2 separate regions of the Homo sapiens genome follow, and region 2 is linked to region 1. Evidence: chromatin contacts called from ENCODE Hi-C or POLR2A ChIA-PET data. All regions are on one chromosome and are shown on one strand. Each heading gives the region's core, a stretch centred on a gene start or an enhancer-like site at or near the end of the contact. The rest is flanking DNA. Distances are from core to core; before and after follow the strand shown. Region 1 has its middle 340 kb from the start of LINC00538. Region 2 holds the start of PROX1-AS1 (PROX1 antisense RNA 1).

Region 1 (4,230 bases), core at 688-3,187:
GGTGAAACCCTGTCTATTTGAAAAATACAAAACTTAGCTGGGCATGGTGGTGTGTGCCTGTAACCCCAGCTATTCAGGAGGCTGAGGGAGGAGAATCGCTTGAACCCGGGAGGTGGAGGTTACAGTGAGCCGAGGTTGCACCATTGCACTCCAGCCTGGGTGGCAGAGCAAGATTCTGTCTCAAAAAAAAAAAAAAAAAAGAAAAAAGAAAAAAAAAGAAAAAAAAGAAAAACACAGATTCCAGGACCCCATCCCCCAGAGTATCTGATTTGTAGGTCTGGAGTGAAGCTTCGGAATTTGCATCTTGATATGGTTTGGCTGTGTCCCCACCCAAATCTCATCTTGAATTTTAGCCCCCATAATTCCCACGTGCTGTGGAAGGGACTTGGTGGGAGATAATTGAATCATGGGGTGGTTTCCCCCATACTATTCTCATGGTAGTAAATAAGTGTCATGAGTTCTGATGTTTTTTCAAGCAGTTTCCCCTTTCGCTTGGTTCTCATTCTGTCTTGCCTGCACCATGTAAGATGTGCTTTTCGCCTTCTGCCATGATTGTGAGGCTTCCCCAGCCATGTGGAACTGTGAACTGTGAGTCCTTTAAACCTCTTTTTCTTTGTAAATTACCCAGTCTCAGGTATGTCTTTATCAGCAGCATGAAAATGGACTAATACACATCATTAACAAGCACCACAGAGGCTGTGGATGCTGGCAGTCCCTAGAACACTCTTTGAGAAACTGCTATGTGGTTCACCAGATTTTCCAGAGAAAATCCCCTCAAATAGGGACATCTGGTATTCTAACAGAGAAATGGCTGCAGTTAACAAATGCCAACATCTGGCTTGTCCAGCTGTTTCTATATCACCATTATCTATGGATGCTCTGGTGCAGAGAAAAATGACACCGAATGGTAGATAATTTTCAAATCTTCCTGAAGTGACTTTGAAATGCATGTTTATCCTCATTTCTTCCCTAATATTATGCTCTAGGAATTTATGTTAGGAAAAGAGAGAGGCTACGTTTTGAGAAGAAAACTCAGGAATTGCAGGGAAACTGTTTAATTTCCTTCACTGCTTAATTTTTTCAGGACACCAACTGCATGCTTTGAGAAGATGAATGGTTCTTAGGTGTTTTATGCATAAGAATCTTCCAGGGCATGTGTTAATATGGAGCTTGGGAGGTGGGTCCCCCAGAAAACTACAAACCACACTTTGAGAAACACTGAAATAAACCACTGTTTCTGAGTCTCTCCAGGGCAAAAGGCAATGGTTGACTGGTGGGTTCCAAATCTTTATAGACAAACAGAAAGTGGGTATTTTTTTACTCATAGTTTTCTTAGTATTAGGGCATGTGAGTAAGAAACTGGGACATACATTCAGACCTGAACTTGAACTTCAGCTGCATCACTTGCTGTGTAACCTTGGGCTAATTCTGTAATACCCTAAGCCTCAGTTGCCTCATCTGTAAAATGGCAATTGTAACATCCACTTCATTTACCCTCCTTAATTTTCAAGGCTGTTGAGGTTAATTGAGAGCCTACCCAGAGCCTGGCATATAGCTAGCGCTCAGTGAATGTCAGGTGATAACAGCAGTGCTACCTGCTCTCATTCCCTAGCCCCATGTTGGTCTGTGGCTGTGGATGGTGAATCCTCATCACACAGACTTTCCCTCTGCAGAGCCCAGGGCTCCGGGGATGCATGGGGTCAGCCTTTCTCCCCCTGAGAAAGGACTGCTTGCTGAAATATTTATTCCACACCCTCCTCCCCTGCTCCCAGGAGAATGAAAAGTGTTCCACCCCCATATCCCACAAGTCCTCAGCCCATTTCTCCAGTGAGCCAGAGCTTATTGCTACTTGTCACTTCTTATCTGATCTCCAAATAACACAAAAGCAACTCCTGCCCAGTCTGAAGTCCTGATCCCAAGTGACCTTCAGCACCTGGGTGTGAATGTGTGAGAACAGCCCAGGCAGGTGCAAGGAATCTGTATTTTCCCAGCTCTGCCTCAATCCCTGGATGGAGTCCCACCTCTATGCTGCCACCTCTGGGGACCTCACACAGCTGGGTGAATGGGGTGTCTCTCCTCCTGAGGCCTCCCTACTCCAGGAGACTGTCTGCCATGGAGATGGCAGCACAATCTCCTGGTCTCTCTACCGAGACACATGGCACGGCTTAACACATGGCATGGTATGGCAAAGGGTCCCATGCAAACAAAGACTGGGTGCCCAGGATGATCTTCAGATAAGGGCCCAGGAGCTGTGTTTTCTCAGGGCTTCTCAGCTTCAAGTGGAGAGGGGATATGCTGGATTGAGAGCAAGGGGTCCCACCATCAGAATATGACTCCACCTTTCCCTATCCTGTTCCCCCCAGATACCAGCCCTCAGGTTTCTTTCTTGACAGTCACATCTGGCCTCTCCAGGAGACCAATCTTTCTTTGCGATTCTTTGCTCCCTCTCTGAAGTGCATTTCCCTCCCCTCCCCTCCCGTTTGCCATCCATGGTGACCTTGGCATGTCTGCCAACACTCAACATTGTGAGGCTTTATAAACCTCATATCTCAGAAGGGACTGACATTACATTACAAGAGGATCTGTAAACCTCCCCGGGATGACTGATGTCTTTTTTAAACAACAGACCAAGACTTCATTTAAATTAGTAACATGGAGATTAGAGGCACTCTCTCAGCCCCTGGCTCGGCCACACCGCAACGCTGGGAATATCAGTCATATGAAAGCTGTGAAGTTTGAGATGGAAATAAATCTGGGAGCCTGTAAAAACTGTCAGCAGGTCAGGGAAGTTTATGAACTCTTGCTGTATCTAATCATAAATCATCAGAATAAGCTAAAACTGAGAAGAAAAATGTCCTCTTTTGTAATCTAATGCTGTCTGTTAGGGCAATAAAACTTAAATGAAATGCATGCATTGCAATTTTTAGCTGATACTTTACATTATTAGCAAAGTGAAGAAAGAGACTCCAACTTAAAAGAGTGAGACAGATGAGGAGAAGGGCACCAATCCTTCTAAAGCTCCAGGCTCTTCATCCTCTGGCTTTGTGATCTTTCCTCCCCTCCCACCTCCTTTGGCCTCAAAACAAGGAAGTAGGTGATATGGATCCCAGGGACTTTGGTGCTAAGTGACAGGCAGTGAGTGTGTCCTGGGGGTGACCCTGAGATTGGTCACATGGTCCAGTCTCTGCTCCCAGCAGGGGTTCCCACACTGGCCTTATTGACCCACTTCACATTCCCACACTTTTGGGCTGTAGAAGAAGGAAGGTGTGTGCCAGCCAGGCTCAGGTCTCCAAGCTTTCTTGTTCTCGTTAGCCTGGTCATGTGCCCTAATCCCCCACGCAAGTCACCTTCGGGGGTGACTCACTTCCAAGTGAGGGTTTTTGGAGACTCCTCTGTATCCCTGGAAACCTTCAGCAATAACTCATCTATTCCGCACCTTTCACCCATGATCTGCAATGTTTGATGTTGAGGTTTACATTTTACCTTTATGCTTTCCAGGACCTGCCCAGGGATTGACAGAGCCCGAAGCAGGCATGGAAGTTGGGTGAGGAACAGGGTTGTTTCATCTGTGTCCACTATTTATTGAGTGCTAGATCTGCGGTGGGGGCCAGAGACCCAAAGGGAAACAAATCAATGCTCTATCAAGGGTGGGGATAGAGGGGAAGGCAGGGCAGCCCTATATTTCTGCCTTAAAAACCAATGGTGGCATCCAGCTTGCTGTAGCCTCTTGTTGGTCTTTCTAAACACTGGGAAAGTATGAAAGGCTGGAGATGGAGTGGGGCAAGAGGCACAGAGATGCCTGGGAAGATACCTTCAAGAAGATGAAGGGTTTTCATTGGGTAGATGGTGAGCTGCTATCATCCATATCTGCAGATAACTCTCCAAGAGGAATGGGCCTAACCTAATGCTTTGGATATTGTAGGCATTGGAGTGTTTGATACATAAAAAATGAAATAATTAAATGGATTTAAGGTAAAGCAGCTGAGATTTTGATTAGCTCCAGAGTAAACTTCCTAATTTTTGAGATATTCAAACATTGGAATAAGGGGACCCAGGGAGCCTGAGAATATTATCCCTGAAGATCATCCAGAAAATATTAAATGACCATTTGCACGGGATTCGACATCCTCCTGCAAGAAGGCAAAATTCTGAGCCAGCAAATCTCTAGAAATCCCACTGAGTGTTATCTCCCCACCCTCAACTCAGCCAAATTGGAGGGTAGAAAATCCT
Region 2 (4,178 bases), core at 1,348-3,847, 400 kb after region 1:
CCTTGAGTTGCGGCCCGAGACTGCCTTTGTACTTAAGCGACAGCAAAAGATATGTGGATTTGAACCAAAGATGGTGGGCAAGAGTGTTGTAAATTGTGTAAATTCCACTCGCGGGAACCCCCAGATACGTAGGGAGAGCACCCCTTTCTCGCCGAAGGCATCCCCTCCGTTTCTCTCAGCCTTTGGGTTTCCAGCTTCTTCGCTACTATGGACTGAAGAAGACAAAGCACAGCCAAATCAATGTTTTGGGTGTTTTTGTTTTTGTTTGGTTTTTTTAAATCACGGCCTCTCCAAATGCTAACCCTCAAAACGATGGGTGGGGTTGGAGAAAGGCAAGTTATGTCAGGGAGCACCCCTCGGAAGGCGCGCGCGCGGCCTGGCCGGTTCCTCGCCGGGCTCTGGGCAGCCGGGCGGAGTGGCTAGATTATGTAAGTAGCAGCCCTCCATGTGCTCACCACCATCTGTTAATATCTTGGTATTGGAAAGTTCGGTGCCTGAGGCAAAGCCAGGGTTGGCGGCGAAGAGCTCCCAGCCTACACTTCACTACTCCAGGGCAGGGAATGTACTTCCCTTTGATTGTTTTCGCCCACTTCCATAAAATCAAGTAGTAGTGTGTCCCTTCAATCACTGACAACCTCCTCATCCCCGCGGGTGTGTCTTTGTGGGCGAAGAGTGATTTTCTTCGAGGTCAACTTATTGTAATTAGCCCTTTCGATGAAATTATATTTTCATGACAATTCTGCGCTCCTTAAAGCAATGTGGCAGACTCTTATTTGGGAGTGGGTTCTTTATCATTTTAAAAATTACTTTCTTTCTGCCAGCACCCCTGGATCCAAATTCTTGTAAGGGTTATATTTCAACTTCTTTGGAGTGATTGGCTTCTGTTTACTTTGAAAGCTGTTGGTTAAACAAACATCACTCAGGAGGCTTCTAAGCAGTGGGGTTCCCAGGAGAGAAAACGCTGCAGCTGCTACTTGCTACTGATCTTGTGGCATTTCACTTCCCCCCCATTCAGAACAAATCCAGGTTGGGCTTGGCGTCACACTGAGCACAGGAGATGAGAGTGAGAGGCCGTCAGTCAGTTTTGCCTCTAGAAAGCTTGCAGCAGGCAGGCCTGCACCCTGGGGTTGGTTTTCCTCTCTTCCCTTCTTCAGGGTGCTGATAGTGATGGTGGTAGTGGTGGCGGTGGTGGTGGTGGTAGCGGTGGGTGGCTGACCTGGAAGTCCTTAGGCACCCTTTTCCAAAATCCACGTCCACTTTTGCCTCTCAACTGAATCTGGTTGTAATTCTCAGAATTGGTTTGTTTAGGATCTGATAACAGTTGTTTGTAAGGTTTTAAATTACTTATACACACTGTCTTCCCTCCTGCCCCCACCTAACAGCTTTAAGAAAGAACAGGAGGCGTGAGCATACACCGAGCAAATGTCAAGGCGAAGTGTATTTAACCCAGAACCAGATGCATGGGTGATAACTGCGAGTTTGTCTAAGAACACACAGATCACCCTTCAGATAAATAAGTAAATGCAACCTGCACGGATAGAGTGTGTTACAAGACCGGTCAGAACTTGCGTTAACTTCTAAGTTACTGGGGTTGTGTTGGAAGTGGGGCGGAGGGAGGAGTTGTCTTAACCCTAGGCTTGGCGGCTGGTTTCAGAGATGGAGCCAATATCTAGGCGACTCCTTGTCTCCAGGCTTCTCCCCTATCAGAAAACAAAGCGGGAGTCGCCCGAGATAGGGGGCTCGGGCCTCAAGTCTTGTCCAGGGCAGCCCGAGACCCAGGAGAATGCCGCAGCTCTAGCAAGAGAGGTTGCCAGGAGCCTGGCCTGTACGCCTCCCCGACAGTAGAGGACAGGACACGGGACAGGGCTGCGCCGAGGCAGCTCACGGAGCTGGGCTGCGAACCGATCTCGCTCGCCTAGCGTGGCGCGCGCTCCTATTTCAAGTCGCCGCTCCTGCGCCCTAATGCGGGCTGCGAACCGCCGCGGCAGAGCGTCGCGAGCCGGGAGCCTCTGCCGCCGAGGCTGGGGGTGGGAGAGCTTCCTTGTTCGGCAAGCGGGTTACCCCGACTTCGACTCAGGCCTGCTTTTGCCCACGGCGTGACACAGGACTTACTGGGGTTCTCAGGGAACTTTTCCCGCCGCCAGTTCCCGGGCGTGGTGTGTGCAAAACGTGCATTCAAGCGCTATGTGCAATTGACACAAACTTGTGGGCTAAAGTGCAAGCCATTTTTTTCGCGTTTGAATCTTTTTCTCTGTCCCTGACTCCTTTCTTCCCCCTACTCCCCCCTCCTCCTTCTCTGCTCTCCGCCCTTTTAAATGTCAAACTGAGCAGATGGTTTTAAGGTGTGGAAAGGTATATAGCCCTTACTCCTACCAGTTTATTTGTGGGCTGGCGCTAACTTATATGTACAAACCAAGATTCTTAAAGAAAACTAGTAGGACGAAAAATAAGAAAGAAAGTAGCTTTGATCCATTCTCAGATCCCAAGTTTCCCCGCTCAATACACCCGCTTACCTCGAAGGGACCCAACCAATAGAAGCATTATTCCGTCCTGTATCTAATGGGCATGTTGATTATTTCTGCTCCCAGCCTCAACTGTCACATCCCGGTTAGAACACCTGATACAACAGTCAATAGTTGGAGGTGTGAGTGGTGCGTGTGCGCTCCTCTGTGTTGCTTCCGTGATAGACGCGTGGGGGGAGTGTGTGGGGGCGGCAAAAGGGGAAAGAAGAAGGCTGGGGATGCTCCCGCAATCTCTTTTCTTATCGCCGACACCTAACCTGACCGACCTAATTTTTTTTCTCCTTTTCACTGTTTGAAATTCGTGCCAAAAGTTTCCTGCCGGGATAGACTCGGACATACTAACATCGCTATTCTTATTCAAAGGGAGGGCTTAATATCCTCTTTACGGTTTGGTGAATTTGAGGCTGAAATTGTAAATTCCCTAGGAAGGAGTGTGTGTGTGTGTGTGTCGCAGAAGACATTGGTAGTGTTTGGCCAGTGTACTTGTAACACACCTCATAAATACCCTGTTGTCACGACACAGCATGATTCAACCTTTGATCTGATTAAATTTGAGGGACACACGAAGACTACTTGTCCTCCTCCTACTTACAAAAATGAGTGTCTAATAGACTATGTATGAATGTTTCTGCTTCGCAGCTCTTGCAAGTCCCAGCTTTTATAGGATCTTTAGGTCATAAACGCGGCTGCTTTATTAAAAGCCGTTTACTGTGCCCGGTGAAAGGGACGTTCTAGCTGCGGCTGAGGCTCGCTTGCATTTGTAACTTGCAAAGCCCAAGGAGATCTTTAAGAGCCACATTATCTAAAGAAATTTTGCTGGTTATTTTTCAAGCAAGAAATGTCAAACCAAAGTAAATTTTCTAGGGCTTTATTTTAGAGCCTGCGATTTATGCGTTTGAAATTTCTTGCCTAATAAACTTTAAAGTTTGTTGCCCAGGCGTCAAAACTGTGTAAATCCTGTATTGAACAGCTATCTTTGGTCTTTCTGGGGCGAGTGAATTAGTGAAGGGTAATCGCCAGATGTTTGCAACATATATATTTTTAAAGGCTGCTTTACCTACAATCCAACTAATGTCAGAGGTAACCAAGGGTAAATATTCCTCTTCCTGATAATTTGGACTGGAGATAAACTGGGACTCAGCCAATGTTGATCTTCGTCTAATAACAGATGCAGCGGACCCGATGTGAAACCTCTGGCACCTATTATTTTAATACCAAACCTACCTGTATTTTATTGTCCACCTCCCCTTTAAAAGGAACCAAGGGTGACACGTATCCTTGACACTACCTATGATCGTTTAAAAAGTGGAATGATTTGCAGATCCCCCCCTCCCTCCTCCTATGCCACCCCCACCCCTAAAACCCCCACTTTTTCTCCCGTATACTTTTCCGTGCCTTCCTCCACCCAAGTCGGAGGAGCGCTCACTCGCTCGGCCACTCGGCGAACTCGATCAGCTGTATCTGGGAAATGAAAAAAGAAAAAGAAAAAAAAAAAAAAAGACCTGCGTCCTGGAAGAGCTAGTGTGAGCCGGGCGCCGCTCGCGCCGTCTCCCGCTTTGCATAGTGCCCGCAGATGGCTCGCTCCGGCCCAGGCGCGGCGATCCAGTCGTCCCGAAGCTGTGGCAGGGTGGGGGTGGGGGTGGGGGCCGGGGATGG

The links. Hi-C counts contacts between places; a loop is a spot of excess contacts on that map. ChIA-PET counts read pairs that join two places held with the same protein, here RNA polymerase II (POLR2A). Pooled maps may share reads with other maps.
Region 2: a map of pancreas shows a loop between it and region 1 (2.7-fold over the local background). The contact joins the promoter of PROX1-AS1 here to the enhancer-like site in region 1. A Hi-C loop is called at or near these places in 1 of 168 maps with a recorded cell type or tissue (pancreas) and 1 of 50 pooled maps. POLR2A ChIA-PET finds 5 or more read pairs at or near these places in 1 of 52 experiments (HepG2).

Annotation. Positions count from the first base shown.
Region 1 is chr1:213,583,639-213,587,868 of GRCh38, forward strand. It overlaps a transcript of RPS6KC1 not described here. Among named protein-coding and RNA genes, the nearest start is that of LINC00538, 340 kb to the right of the region's middle. Within about 2 kb of position 1,938, at least 2 of the 41 ENCODE cell types and tissues checked have a DNase peak (open chromatin) inside an H3K27ac peak, as active enhancers do.
Region 2 is chr1:213,983,556-213,987,733 of GRCh38, forward strand. It overlaps PROX1-AS1 (PROX1 antisense RNA 1), which reads right to left and starts at 2,598. Exons shown (of 6, transcript NR_037850.2): 1 at 2,514-2,598. It also overlaps a transcript of PROX1 not described here. RefSeq lists enhancers at 1-584, 585-1,270.